3 separate regions of the Homo sapiens genome follow, and all the other regions are linked to region 3. Evidence: chromatin loops called from intact Hi-C (ENCODE). Cell type or tissue: PC-9. All regions are shown on one strand.

Evidence for each region. Hi-C counts contacts between places; a loop is a spot of excess contacts. Peaks named below come from ENCODE experiments on the same cell type or tissue, not always from the same donor. Only the 100,000 strongest peaks of a DNase experiment are listed, where the experiment ranks them.
Region 1: it touches region 3 in a loop (8-fold over the local background); 73 of 110 quality-filtered maps call a loop at or near these places.
Region 2: it touches region 3 in a loop (5-fold over the local background); 6 of 110 quality-filtered maps call a loop at or near these places.

What each region holds. Positions count from the first base shown.
Region 1 is chrX:107,891,428-107,896,427 of GRCh38, forward strand. The region is part of intron 3 of MID2 (midline 2); the gene reads left to right. It overlaps LOC101928335 (a long non-coding RNA gene), which reads right to left. Exons shown (of 4, transcript NR_110395.1): 4 at 3,170-4,933. Among named protein-coding and RNA genes, the nearest start is that of MID2, 68 kb to the left of the region's middle. RefSeq lists an enhancer at 2,741-2,790. In PC-9, CTCF peaks have their summits at 2,822 (motif pointing left) and 3,022; a DNase peak (open chromatin) is centred at 2,834.
Region 2 is chrX:107,022,942-107,027,941 of GRCh38, forward strand. No RefSeq gene overlaps it. Among named protein-coding and RNA genes, the nearest start is that of MORC4, 25 kb to the left of the region's middle. In PC-9, a CTCF peak has its summit at 2,828 (motif pointing right); no DNase peak of the experiment used is centred here.
Region 3 is chrX:107,653,076-107,658,075 of GRCh38, forward strand. No RefSeq gene overlaps it. Among named protein-coding and RNA genes, the nearest start is that of PRPS1, 27 kb to the left of the region's middle. RefSeq lists an enhancer at 2,044-2,338. In PC-9, CTCF peaks have their summits at 2,249 (motif pointing right) and 2,452; DNase peaks (open chromatin) are centred at 1,916 and 2,446; H3K4me3 peaks cover 1,409 bases; H3K27ac peaks cover 3,210 bases.

The sequences.
Region 1 (5,000 bases), 240 kb after region 3:
GCGCCACCATGCCTGGCTATTTTTTGTATTTTTAATAAAGATAGGGTTTCACCATGTTGGTCAGGCTGAGCCTAAAACAGACCTCAAGTGATCTGCCCGCCTTAGCCTCCCAAAGTGCTGGGATTACAGGTGTGAACCACTGCGCCCAGCCCATCCTAATCAGGGCCTCTGACCCCCTTGGGGTTTTCCCCGTAGAAACCCCTTTGTTTATTTCTTGACTCACAAGGTAGTTGAGACCTCTGGAAATATGTTCTCAAGACCTCTTTGTTGCCCAGTCACAGAGTTCAGCGTTGGTTATTATTCTGAGGCTTCCCTTCCCTCTGATGCTTACAAACAGAATTCCTCTGGTCCTTGTCTTTCAGGCTCTTTCCTGGTACTTCCTATTTCTCTACTCCCTCAGCTTAGAAGCAACATAGGCTCTTCTTCAGCTATTTTCACTCTTCTACTTGGGCCCTTGCTTCTTCTGTTGGGCTGGAATCAGACTGTTTTCTGTCTGCCTGGAATCAGATTTTTTCCCTTTTGTCATCCAGAGTTCCCTGTCTCAGAAAGAATGACCTCTTTCTCATAACAATGCCCTTTTCGACCTTAGCTATGAGAGTTCAAATTTCCCTGGCCCTCCCAGTAGAAATTCCTTGCTCTGTATATATACAGGGAGTATCACGATGGTGAATCCATCCCTCAGAAACAAATGTCTTGGGAGGAGTGCTTATGTCAGACTTGAGTACAGAGAGTGGCTAAATGCTCCCCACAATCTGATCTGAGACTTAAGAAGGCGGAAACATTCACTGGCTTGCTTTGTTCTCCTCCCTTTCCATAATTCCTTGGTTGTGAAGGCAGTGAAAAGGATGGCCTTGGAAAAAGCCCTAGACTAGAAATCAGGAAACCTGGGTTCTGCTGCTGGCTCTGTCACCCACTAGTCACATGAACTTGGGTGGAACAGCCTGTGCAAACCTCTATTAGACTGCTTGCTCTTCCATGAAGGAATTTCTTGGTTACAGGCTGTTTCCTTGGTTGGACTAGAAGCTTCCTGAAGGTAGCAGCCATGGCCATGCCACAATCATTTTGGAAACTGCAGTTTCTAACTGGTCTCTCTGGCCCATCCTGTTCCCCTCCTATCCATTTTCCACATTGCTGTGGAAATGAACTTGTAAAATGCAAAACCTGTCATGTCACTCCCTACCACAAACCCTTTAATGGTTCCCCCACTGCCTTTAAAACCCATTATGATCTGGCCCCTACCTACCTCTCTAGCATGGTCTCCCAGACCTTTTTGCTGTCTTCGTCTTCTCTGCTGTGAATCTCCCCTTCCTCTAGCTAACTCTCATTCATTCCTTAAAAATATCACATCCTTAGGAAGCCTTCCTTGACCATCTAAGCTCCCCACTTGACAACTGTTGGTTAAATCCCCATCTTATAAGCACCCAAAGATTATCCTTTTTACGTGATAAACCTCTTTTGTAGCACTCCTCAAACAGGTAACTGCTCAGTATCTGCTTCCCTGCTCATTATAAGATTCACGAGATGATGGCAGAGGCCTTATCTATCTCGTGTATTGCTAAGTGCTTACTAAAATGCCTAGCACATAATAACAGTAAAATTTGTTCAATGGTAATATGAAATGACCTGTAATGTATCCACATAAATGAGTGTTGACTGCTTCAAGAATTGGGTGTATCCTCCATGGTAAGAGTGATGTCTGTCTATAATCTTTCATGTTCTTACGGCTTTCTGAAAAACAGTGCTATTATTGAAATATCTCCCATAAACATTATAAAACAGTAAAACAGTTAATGTCCTTTTGATCCTATAATGTAGTATTACACAGATCTTCTCACTTCGTGTAAAAAACACAGTCTTTGTCAGTGCTTCTTTTTACTGCTAGACTATGAAACTATGAATTTTGCTTATTAGCTGAAATATTACTAGAATGTTTTTATTTTGTTAATATCTCAGGTTAACAGTCTGCTATTTGATTCTTTAACCTGTCTTGAAAAGGCATGTATATGTCTCATTATTACTTAAAGAAATCGGGTAGCTGATTTGAGAATATACCATTATGTTAACTTTTTAGTTGATTCTATTTTTAACATGAAAATAAACAAGTCAATTTAAAACTTTTAAAAAGGAACGATTAAGTAGATATATTTTATCTTGTTTTTGGAGGAATGTCAATATTGTGAAGCACTTTTCCAAGTCCTTTTAAGCAGAATATGAGTTGACTTATTAATAGTAATATGCTCACTGGGAGACAGTAAGTGGAAAGAAAAGTGATAGACTTGAGTCTGTCTGGCTCTGTTTTATAAGCTGCGTACACTGAACCTCATTTTATTCATCTAAAAAATAGGATGATAGTATGTACTTTGAAGAGTTATTCTGAAAGTTGAAAATAATATAAAGTACTAGCACATCTAATGATGTCCTTTTGCCATCTGTACTTTATATGCTGTTCATTCATTCCAAAAATATTTAAGCGCATTTCTGCATTGGGCCAGGCACTGGCAACATAATGGTGGACGTCGCACCTGTCTTCACAGAACTTACACTCCTTCGATTTTCCATCTGTAGGAGTACTGCTCAGCTCAGCCTTCACCTCCTTTAAGAAGCCATCACCCATGCTCTAAGCCTCATTCCCTGCCTCCCTCATCTGGTTCAGGTGTTCCTCCTCTGTGTCTTCAGGGTAACCTGTGCATACTTTCATCATAGCACTTCTATATACCGATTTGTCTCCCCACCAGACTAAGCTCTCAGGCCGAGTATGGTGTCCTATCCTTTTTTTTTTTATACCCAGCACATGGCTTGGTACACGAATAGGTACCGAGAAAGGATATTTGGATAAACATTGCCATCTGGTGGCCAGATGTTGTAAGTACAATCTTTTATGCATCATAAGGGTGAGTAAAGCCCAGGTGAGTAAAGCACCTAGGAAAGGCAACTTTTTATTTATTTTAACACAGGGAAAGGAAATATTTCAGAATATGTGGTCTCCTAGAATCTCCTAGGTCTCCTAGAGGTGTTGTTATTCCAACGTCTCTCCAAATCTTTCATAATTCAGAAAACAATATTTAAATGACACAACAGATAAAACTATTTTGAGTGTGCAAAAATAAAATGAAAGAGAAATTTGTCTCATGTAATAAAGAAATGTAACATAGTATACAATACCTTTTTTCATAATACCTTTATTTCAATGCCTACACACATTCATTCATTCAACAAATATTTACTGAGCATTTACTGTGTGACAAGCACTATTCTAGGTGTTAGGGATACAGTGAACAAAAAGTGCTTAAACTTAAGGAGCTTACATTCTAATGGGAGGAGACACACAATAAACAAACATATTTTTATTAGGGATTATAAGTATTACGGATAAAAATAAACTAGGTTACAGAGTGGGGTGAGTGTGTGTGTGTGTGTGTGTGTGTGTGTGTGTGTGTGAAAGAGAGAGAGAGAGAGAGAACGCCAGTTGAGCAAAGGCCTGAAGATATATTAGAACTTCAGAAAACTACAGAAATGTTGGTTGACCAGGCCTGCCTAAAACATTATGGGACTTCTAGAGAGTTTTCTTTCTTTTTTCTTTTTAAAAATAAGTTTAATCTTACATAAAAGTTGCTAAAATAATACAGAGAGTTCCCACATACATTTAACTAACCTTCTCTAATGTTAACATCTTACATAACCACACAACTATCAGAACTAGGAAACTGTCATTGGTACAATAATTCTATTGAGCAAACTATAGACCTCATTTGATTTTTACCAGCTTTTGCATGCACTCAACTTTTTTTGGGGGGGGGGTGGATAGTTCTATTAATCTTATCACATTTATAGATTCTTGTAATCACCACTGTAATTAGGACATTATTGTTTTATCATCCCCCCAAAACTCATTTGTGCTACTTCTTTATAGGCACATCTGTCCCCCAGCAACCACTGATATGTTCATCATTACTATAATTTTCTCATTTCTAGAATGTTATGTAAATGGAATCATATAGTATGTAAAATACTGTGATTTGCTATGTCACTCATCATAATGGCCCTGAGAGCCACTGAATTTGTTGTGTACATCAATAGTTTTTTATTTTTTATTACTAAGTAGTATTCTACTATGTGAATATTCTACAATTTGTTTATATGTGCCCACGGTGAAGAGCATTTCAGTTGTTTCCAGTTTTTTGCTAATAGAAACAAAGCTGTTATGACCATTCGTGTAAGGTTTTTGTGTGGACATAAATGTTCATATTTCTAGGGTAAATACACAAGGATGAGAGCTAGAGAGTTTTATTTCTTCAGAGGGATTTATAAGCAAGTGCCATGCTTTACAAAACAAGCAGTAGATTGGAAAGAACACTGGATAGGACTCAGAAGATCTGGCTCAAGCCTTGCCCTGTCATTTAGTAGCAATGTGATGCTGGATAAGCCTCTCCCCTCTCTAGGCCCCATATTTCTGTCTCTTAAGTGATGGAGTAGGAATCGATTATTTCTTCAGTCTTTTTAAGATCTAATTACATGGTTCTGACGAGATAGAAAGGAGGTTTCTGCCTCATTTCACAAAAAATTTTATAGCTATGTACATAAAATACCAGATGAAAAACATAGGTTATATCTCCCACCTTTTTCTTCCATGTTCCAAACAGTTACTTGGTGGCTTACACCTGTAATCCTAGCACTTTAGGAGGCCGAAGGTGGATGGATCGCTTGAGGTCAGGTGTTCGAGACCAGCCTGGCCAACATGATGAAACCCATCTCTACTAAAAATACAAAAATTAGCCGGGAATGGTGGCGCATGCCTATAGTCCCAGCTACTCGGCGGGGTTGGGGGGGTTTGGGGGCTGAGGCTGGAGAATCACTTGAACTTGGGAGGTGGAGGTTGAATTGAGCCGAGATCATGCCACTGCACTCCAGCCTGGACAACAGAGCAAGACTCCGTCTAAAAAAATAAAAAATAAACAGTTACTTTGCTTACAAAGAGAATATGGGGGAGACAGTAACTAAGC
Region 2 (5,000 bases), 630 kb before region 3:
GGCATCCCCTAAATGAATGTAATCCAGGGAAAGAGTTTGTATTATGCATCTTTATGAAATTTGATAGTTGTCAAACACCCTTGTTTTTTAATATTCTTCTCATCCATTAGCAATCCTTCTTCTTCTTCATGCAAACTGTTTCTCAAGATTATCCCAATTATCCAGAGATACTCAACTTTTACCTTTATCTTGGCACCCCATTTAGCAAAAGAAAGCCTAGTGATCAGCAAGGAAGCAACAATCTTAGACGCCATGCCTCATGATAATTTTTCCCTCACCCTACTGGCTTTTCAAAGTACTTTATCCAAAAAAGATTATTCTCATATATCTTACACATCATTTTATTGAAATGTTACTGTAGTGATAAGCCTTTTATATACATTTAGAATATTCATATGTTCAGTTTTAGTAGAGACTGCCAAAAGTTTTTCCAAAGTGATTGTATCAATTTAAATTTTTACCAAGAATATATGAGAGTTCCTTTTGCTCCATATCCTCATAATTTGCTAGTGTTAGTTTAATGTCCACATGGATGTGTAGTGGTTTATCATTGTGGCTTTAATTTGAACATACTGATGATTAATGACATGGCCCAGTTTTTAATATGTTTTTTGGCCATTTGTATATCTTTTTTTATTAAGTGCCTCTTCAAGTCTTTTGCCCTTTTTTTTTTTTTTTTTGAGACGAAGTCTCGCTCTGTCACGCTCTGTCATCCAGGCTGGAGTGCAATGGCGAGATCTCAGCTCATGGCAACCTCCGCTGCTCGGGTTCAAGCAATTCTCCTGTCTCAGCCTCCTGAGTAGCTGGGACTATAGGCGCCTGCCACGATGCCTGGCTAATTTTTGTATTTTTGGTAGAGACAGGGTTTCACCAAATTGGTCAGGCTGGCCTCGAACTCCTGACATCAGGTGATCTGCCTGCCTTGGCCTCCCAAAATGCTAGGATTACAAGCGTGAGCCACCACGCCTGGCTTCTGTCTTTTTCTTACTGATTTGTAGTTCTTTATTTTGTATAGTATATGAGTACTTTGTCAGCAATATATTTTTCAAACATTTCCTACTCTGTGGCTTGCTTTTTCACTCTTTTTGTTGTTGTTGTTGTTTTGTTTTGTTTTTGTTGAGACAAAGTCTTGCCCTGTCGCCCAGGCTGGAGTGCAGTGGTACAATCTTGGGCCACTGCAACCTTCACCTCCTGGGTTCAAGTGATACTCCTGCCTCAGCCTCCCGAGTTGCTGGGATTACAGGCATGCGTCACCAGGTCCAGCTAATTTTGTATTTTTAGTAGAGACAAGGTTTCGCCATGTTGGCCAGGCTGGTCTCAAACTTCTGGCCTCAAGTGATCCGCCTGCCTTGGCCTCCCAAAGTGCTGCTGGGATTACAGACGTGAGCCACTGCGCCTGGCCAGCCTTTTCACTCTCTTAATGGTACAATTTGATGATCAGAAGTTCTTAATTTTAATATATTCCAATTTAATATTTCCCTTTAATGGTTAGTGTTATTTTTGCCTCCCATTTAAAAATATTTGTTATTCCAAAAATCATAAATATGCTTTATTATGTTATGCTCTAGAAGCTTTACTGTTTTGCCTCTCACATTTAGATCTACAATCCACCTTGAAATCATTTTTGTATAGGTGTGAGGTTGTGGCTGAGATTCATTTCTTCCTTCATTCCTTCTATAGACCTAGAACAATTAATTTAAAAGAATTCCTTTTCCCACTGCTCTGCAGTGTTATCTTTGTCACAAATCAAATGTCATATGTGTGTGGACCTATTTCTGGACTGTGTTCTGTTCTATTAGTCTATTTGTCTGTCCTTTTGAAAAGGCCACAGTCTTTATTAATGTAGTTTTATAAGTATTGCTATCTGTGTTAATCTTCCCTTTGTTCTTCTACTTTAGGATTGTCTTGGCTATTCTTGGCTCTTTGCATCACTTTCTAAATTTTAGAGTGAGCGTGTCAATTTCCACTCCCTGAAGAAAGAATGTGCTGAGATTTTAATTGGACTATATTATGTTTATAAATCAATTTGGGCAGAACTCACATCTTTGCAATATTGAGTTCTTCAAGAACTTAGTAAATTCCTCCATTTATTTACATCTGCTTCAATTTCTCTCACTAATATTTTGTAGGTTCTTGTGTAGAGGTCTTGTTAATCTAATTCCTAGGTATTTTATGTTATTCTAAATAGTATTTTTAAAATTTTTTCATTTACAATTACTTGTTGCTAGTCTATTGAAATAAAATTGATCTTTTACATAATGACTTTCTATTTAGTAAAATGGCCAAATTCACTTATTATAGTTTTTATCTGTAGATTATTTTGTCTTTCTATATACATACTCATGCCGTCAATACAGTTTTCCATGAATATGTGTGCCTGTGTATATGTATGTAATACAAATGTCCACTGGGAGACTGCAGCAAAGAGATGTCTCTCATGTGATATAAACTAATTTATCCACTGTAGTTATCACTGAGCAGTCACCCTGTTCTTTTCTCCTTTTCTGAATCCCATTTGTCTACAACTGCTGCCTGACGAGCTACTCAGAAAAGCATGACCACTGATACCACCTATAGTGTCAAGTAAACTGTCTCTGCATGCTTCAAAAATGCTCGCTCTTTAGGGTATCAAATCAGTACTGAGTCCCAAGAATAGGCAAAAAGGGCTTTTCCTATTCTGTATTACACTGTGTTGACTTAGATCTAAAGCTAACCCACTTACGCCCAGAATTTCAGAGCCTTTCTTGAATGTTCCCTGCCATTTCTGGTTTGTTCATCCTTCTCTAACCACAAGGGGTCACTCAGTACACAGGGCTGGGAACACATCCTATATTATCACCTCTGTTCTCTTTCTTCATCTCTTTTGGTTCCTCTCCCCAGAATAAACAAACAAACAAACAAACACTTCTCATAGTTTATCAATGGTAACAAATGGATATTAGTATGTGGAGAGTGGAGGGTAGACAGGGAGCTCATTACACTAGCTGCAGCCAACACAAGAGTTCCCATTATACTTTAGCCATAGTAAAATATTCGTAGTCTTTTGATTTAATTGATCCTTCCTTAAAATGGTGTGTGTGTTGGGTGGGGTTGCAGTCGCAAATACAGACATACCTTGCAGATATTGTGGGTTCAGTGCCAGAGCACCACAGTAAAGTGAATGTTGCAATAAAGTAAGTGACAAAAATTTTTTGGTTTCCTAGTGCATATAAAAGTTATGCTTACACTATACTGTAGTGTATTCAGTGTGCAATACCATTATGTCTAAAAAAAACCAATGTACATATCTGAATTAAAAACACTTTATTGGGCCGGGTGTGCTGGCTCACACCTGTAATCCCAGCACTTTGACAGGACGAGGCGGGCAGATCACCTGAGGTCAGGAGTTCAAGACCAGCCTAGCCAACATGGTGAAACCCCATCTCCACTAAAAATACAAAAATTAGGGCATGGTGGTGGGCGCCTGTAATCCCAGCTACTTGGGAGCCTGAAGCAGGAGAATTGCTTGAACCCGTGAGGTAGAGGTTGCAGTGAGCCAAGACTGTGCCATCGCACTCCAGCCTGGGCAGCAAGAGTGAAACTCCATCTCAAAAAAAAAAAAAAACTTTATTGCTAAAAAATGCTAACAATCATCTGAGCCTTCAGCTAGTCATTATCTTTTTGCTGGTGGAGGGTCTTACCTCAATGTTGATGGCTGCTGACTGATCAAAGTGGTAGTTGCTGAAGGCTGGGATGGCTGTGGCAATTTCTTAACATAAGATAAGAAATGAGTTTGCCACATTGATCGACTCTTCCTATCAGGAGAGATGTCTCTGTAGCACACAATGCCATTTGATATCATTTTACCTACAGTAAAACTTTCAAAATTGGAGTCAGTCCTTTCAAACCCTGCCACTGCTTTATCAAATAAGTTTATGTAATATTCTAAATCCATTGTTTTCTTTTCAACAATGTTCACAGCATCTTCATCAGAAGTAAATTCCATTTCAAGGAACTATTTTCTTTGCTCATCCATAAGAAACAACCCTTTGTTTATTCAAATTTTACCATAAGATTGAAGCTATTCAGTCACATCTTCAGGTTCCACTTCTAATTCTAGTTCTCTTGCTATTTCCACCATATCAGCAGTTATTTCCTCCAATGAAGTCATGAACTTCTCAAAGTTGTCCATGAGGGCTGGAATCGACTTCTTCCAAACTCCTGTTAATATTGATATTTTGACCTTGTTCCATAAATCACAAATGTTCTTAATGGCATCTAGAATGGTGAATCCTTTCCAGGTTTTCAACTTCCAGAAGGTTTTCAATTTTCAACTTTGCCCAGATCTATCAGAGGAATCACTGTCTATGGCAGCTATATCCTTATGAAATGTATTTCTTAAAAAAACAGAAATTGAAAGTCAAAATTACTCCTGCAGAATGGATGCTGTGTTAGCAGGCATGAAAACAACATTGATTTCCTTGTACATCTCCATCAGAGCTCTTAGGTGACCAGGTGCACTGTCAATGAGCAGTCATATTTTTAAAGGAATCTTTTTTCTGAGCAATAGGTCTCAATAGTAGGTTTAAAATATTCAGTAAACCATGCTATAAACAGATGTGCTGTCATCTAGGCTTTGTTGTTCCATTTATAGAGCACAAGCAGAGATTTAACATAATTCTTGGGGCCCTAGGATTTTTAGAATGGTAAATGAGCATTGGTATCAACTTAAAGTCACCAGCTGCACTGGCCCCTAAGAAAAGAGTCAGTCTGTCTTTTGAAGCTTTGAAGCCAGGCATTGAATTCTCTCTAGCTATGAAAATGCTAGATGGCATTTTCTTCCAATAGAAGGCTTTTTTCCTGCTACATTGAAAATATGTTGTTTAGTCACTTTCATCAATGATTTTAGCAAGCTCTTCTGGAAAACTTGCTGCAGTTTCTACATCAGCACTTGCTACCTCACCTTACACTTTTATGTTATAGAGAAAGCCTTGTTTCTTAAACCTTATAAATGAACCTCT
Region 3 (5,000 bases):
ATGAGGAGGAGGCAGCACCAAAGCTAAGTGGAGTTGCAGCGAGCACAGTTGACAAGAAACTCTAGTTGTGATAGCTACATGATTGCCCTTGAACACCTGTCTGAAGAATGGAGGTACAGACTAAAGCAGGGGTAGGAGGCTGGCTCTGTTTCCTGACCTAATGTAATGGCTGCTTTTCACACACAGAATGTGTTTACTCAACATCTCTATGAGTGGTGGTCCCCAGGGCAGTAATGCAAAGCTTCCTCCCCTCAGCCTCACTTCAAGTTTTTTGTAAGGTAGGTGCCTCCAATAACCAGATTCCCTTTAAGAGGCCTCTTTGTTCTCCCCCACAACTGAGAACTAGTAAGGATGAGATGGCAGGAGGGCATGGCAATAGGAAAATGATGCTTTTCTGGGATTTCAGGCTTTTTATGATTTTAATGCCTTCAGGTTGTTAAGGGCTACATGCGATTAGTATACAAGTTAACACTTTCAGCAGAAAACACTTGGTATCCAAATCTGGAAAGAAGACCAGGACTAGCAGCCCCAACTTAGATGAAAAAAATCTTTTATAGAGGCACCAACTTACAGAGTTGCTGAGCTTCTTCTCTGGTCCTGAGAATGCAGGGAGGTGAGGGGGTATGACATAGAATGGATGCTGCTGTTTGAAACAAGTGGCTTCTGTCTTGGCAGTGGTGGTTTAAAAAGCAAGAGTGCTACAGCCAGAGATTCCCCCTCTGCTTTGCCTCCACTGTGTTTGGAGACTTGTTTTTCTCTTGCAGATTTTTTTTTTTTTTTTTTTTTTTTTACCACTCTGAGACTCCTTGTTTAAGAATAAAGCAAATTGTGCTCCAAATTATGGCAGATAAAGCTTGATACTCTGTAAAATCTTGGCTCGAGCATTTCTTTTTGTGTTTATAACATTTACTTGACTCTTTACAACTCTTCAACTGCTATTTGTTGCTATAAAGTTTTAAAGTTTGGGTTTAAGACAGAGTCTCACTTTAGCCCAGGCTGGAGTGCAGTGGTGCAACCTCGGCTCGCTGCAACCTCCGCCTCCCAGGTTCAAGTGATTCTCGTGCCTCAGCCTTCTAAGAAGCTGGGATTACAGGTGCCCGCCGCCACACCTGGCTAATTTTTGTATTTTTAGTAGAGATGGGGATTCACCATGTTGGTCAGGCTCGTCTTGAACTCCTGACCTCAAGTGATCCACCTGCCTCAGCCTCCCAAAGTGCTGGGATTACAGGCGTGAGCCACCGTGCCCGTCCTATAAAGTTATTTTTTAAAATAAGTGTTCAGTTCTAGGAGCCAGGAAATAAATAAATAAAATAGTGTGTGGGTGCGGTGGCTCACACCTGTAATCCCAGCACTTTGGGAGGCTGAGGCAGGAATGAGCCTGAGACTCAGAAACCTGCCCATGTGGGTGTGGCTCCTCCTTCCCTAGTCCTCACTGCTCATGGGCTACTGTATGCCCACTCCTTGGTCTACTGTCCCCCCACCCCGTGCCCTAAGGAAAACCAGAGACTCTCCACTGACAGTCAGACTTCTCTCCCCATCCTTCCCCTTTCCTGAGCTTTTCTTCCCCAATATATTCATTCCTCCAATAGCTCAGCTGCCAACTATAAAAAATAAGGGGAAGCTCATTTTGAAGCAAAAATAGCTGAAACTGTACAGGGTGACAATAGGCCTTATTCCCTCAGCCCCATTGTGTTTTTTGTTGTTGTTTTCTGACTGGCTCAAGATTTTATCTTCTTAGCCAAGTCCCCACCCCTCCCCCCTCTGGCGTGTCCACTAACTGCTGCGGCTGGGTTCTTGTTGCTTCACCCATAGAGTTGCCATGAGCTCACTCATGGTGTGGCTCTGATTCAGGGTTTGAATATAAAACAAAACAGGCCAGCCAGGTCTGACCAATCCATTCCTCCTGGGTAATATGCTGAGCAGAGATTTTCCCGCTTGTAAGCAGCCTGGAGCCACACAGCCCAATTTTAGTCATCGCCCTCAAAGTTCTTGGGGTAGAGCCTCTAATGATAACAATGGGCGGGGACTTTGTGGTGTGGGAGGGGCTGCAGTGAGGCAGAGAAGGAGCACGGTGACGGGCGGGCTTCCCTGGCTAAAGCCTCATCCCAGCTTTCCCTAGGACTGGCTGCACAGCTGCCTCCTGGCTGAGGACACCCCCTCCCCCTCCACGCGCACACACTCGCTTCCTTTCCTGCCGCCGCCACCTGGTTCACAGGGCCTGTCACTGCTGTCCATCTGCCACTAGGGGGCGCCTAGCAGAGAGGATGGAGGGAAGGGGCACCCAGGGCAACAGGACTGGGGGCTCCAGCAGTGGAAGGAGTGGCAGCAGTGGAAGGAGTGGCACCTGTCGGTCCTCCTGGCCCCCTCTTCCCCTGTATGTCCTCCGCAACCACGGGACAACACCGTGCCCAGTCCACACTCATTCAGCAGACAGGAATGTGTGCACGCCCTAAGGGCATAGCTCAGTGCATTTTCACACACCAAGCACTGTGCTAGACGCTAGGAATGCAGAAGCGGCCTAACGTGGTCCTTGACGCTGAGATGCACTTGATGTAGAGGAAGAAACAGATAGGGAAATGGGTAATTACAATGTGGTGTGATAAGTACTATGATGAGGGAAGAACAAAATGCTATGGGAGTGTGGGGGTTGCGGGGGGGCACCCAAGCCAGCCTTGGGAGTCAGGAAAGACTTCCTGGAGAAAAATACTTTGACTTTTGAAGTAGTTGACTGGAAGTTGGCCAAAGAGCGAGTGAAGAGAAGGGTGTTTCAGGCAGGCAGAATAGCACGTTTACCTGGACACCCCAAAGGAAGTGGCGTGTGTGTGTGTGTGGGTGTGTGTGTGTGTGGGGGGGGGGTGTGTGTGTGTGTATTTTCGGGTAGGATGAAGAGCTGTGATGAGGGGTGGGCTGGTGAGACTAGATCATAAGGGACTGTATAAGGAGAGTGTACATATGTCTATTGTCCCTGCATACTTATTACCAGCAACCCCCTTCACTCTCAAAAGGGTCCTGATTTTGGTAGTAAATTATACAGGAACCCTAATTGTAAGACACACTAGGGAGTTTGAATTTTATCCTAGGAGTGAAGAGGAGCCATTGAGCATTTTAAACAGGGCATCAACAGGATGAGATTTTGATTTTAAAATAGACTGGCAGTAATGTGAAGAATGGGTTGGGAAGGGGCAAATGTAGAGGAAGGAGTTTGGTTAGGAAGCTGTGCGTTGCCCAAGTGGGAGAGGAAGGTGGCTGAGGTGAGAAAAGTGCTGGTGGGACAGAAGAACAATTTACAATATATTTTGGAGGAAAATTCAACAGAAGTTGGTGATATTTCAATGTAGGGATTGGAAGAGAGGGAGGAGTCAAGGACAACTTACATTTTTCTGGCCTGAGTGACTGATGGATGCTGGTACTGAGCAGCACAGGAGATGAGGCTGAAGTTTAGGAACTGCTAAGTTTAAGGTGCCTGAGGGACCTCACCAGGAGGACTGAACAGGCAGCCATTGTAGCTAGTAGAGGTTTTGATCATCAATACATTTTTGCCCAAATGCCATCTTCAGATAGTCAAGAAGCTGAAGCAACGGGGCTGTAAACTAGGCCAGCCTTAAATATCCTGGGTGTTTGTCTTAAGAGGACAAGGACACAGTGGGAGAGGTTATGGAATGGAAGGAAAGCTAGGGAACAGTGAAGAAATTAAGTGTATTAAATGCAGAAGATATAAATTTGGGTTATGAGATATCTAAAGGAGAAAAATAGAAGCCAACAAAGAAGGCTCTAGTGCCTGTAATCCCAGCTACTTGGGAGGCTAAGATGGAAGGATTGCTTGAGCCCAGGAGTTCAAATCTAGCCTGGGCAACACAATGAGACCATGTCTCCTTCTTTAAAAAAAGACTCTAAACTTTAGAGTCTAAAGGAAAAAAAAATGGGTCTTTTAACAATTATAGATATTTTACAACAGCATCACAGAAAATTTGGGAGATATGTGTAAGAAGCCTCACCCATAATCTGGTGATCTTCTTACTGCTAGGTGGTGGTCAAATCAACATTCCTCTATATCTTCTGACACCACCCCAGCAAGGAAGGGGAGGCTTGCCTTATTACAGCCTAGTAGGGGTGGAAGTCCAGCCTCTCCACGTGGTCTCCACAGACACCACTGGAGGCAGGATATTGTTACCATTCAGCGGGGAAGAAAGTCCCAGCTTCCTACTTGGACTTCTCTGACACCTACCCCAGCAGGGGCTGCAGGTGGGTGTCTCGTTACATGAAGTCCCTGCTCTCCACTCAGGCTTTGCTGGTGCGGGGCGGGACACAATTTTCCTTGTGGCGTGTAGCTACAATGGAGTGATCAGCATTTAAAACGTTCTTTCTAGGCTGCCCTTTTTCTGGTCCTTTGCTGAGAGAGAAGACTTTGTTTTGGTCTAAACCCATTGGCATTTCCATGTTGTCAGCTTCTTCAGCTCCAAGTCAGGGATATAGGAGGCAAAAAGCACACCCAAAAAAGAAAAAAAAGTGAAAACCCAAGGAACTCACCACAAGGAACTACTTTATCTTCCTAGAATGTTACATGCCTTTAAAAAAGCAGAAAGTGCACAATGCTTACATTTATAGCTAAGCTGGGTGCGGTGGCTCATGCCTATAATCCCAGCATTTTGGGAGGCTGAGGCGGGAGGATCGCTTGAGCCCAGGAGTTCAAGACCAGCTTGGACAACATAGTGAAACCCCATCTCTACAAAAAATCTTAAAAAATTAGCCAGGTGTGGTGACATGTGCCTATGGTCCCAGCTACTTAGGAGGCTGAGCTGGGAGGATTGCTTGAGCCCAGGAGGTTGAGGCTGCAGTGAGCTGAGATCATGATACTGCACTACAGCCTTGGTGACAGAGCAAGACCCTATCTCAAAAGAAAAAAAAATTATAGCTCAATGAATTTTCAGACACTGAACATACCTGTCATCCAGATAAAAAACCAGAAGTCCCCTCTTGTCCTCTTCCAGCCACTACTTTAC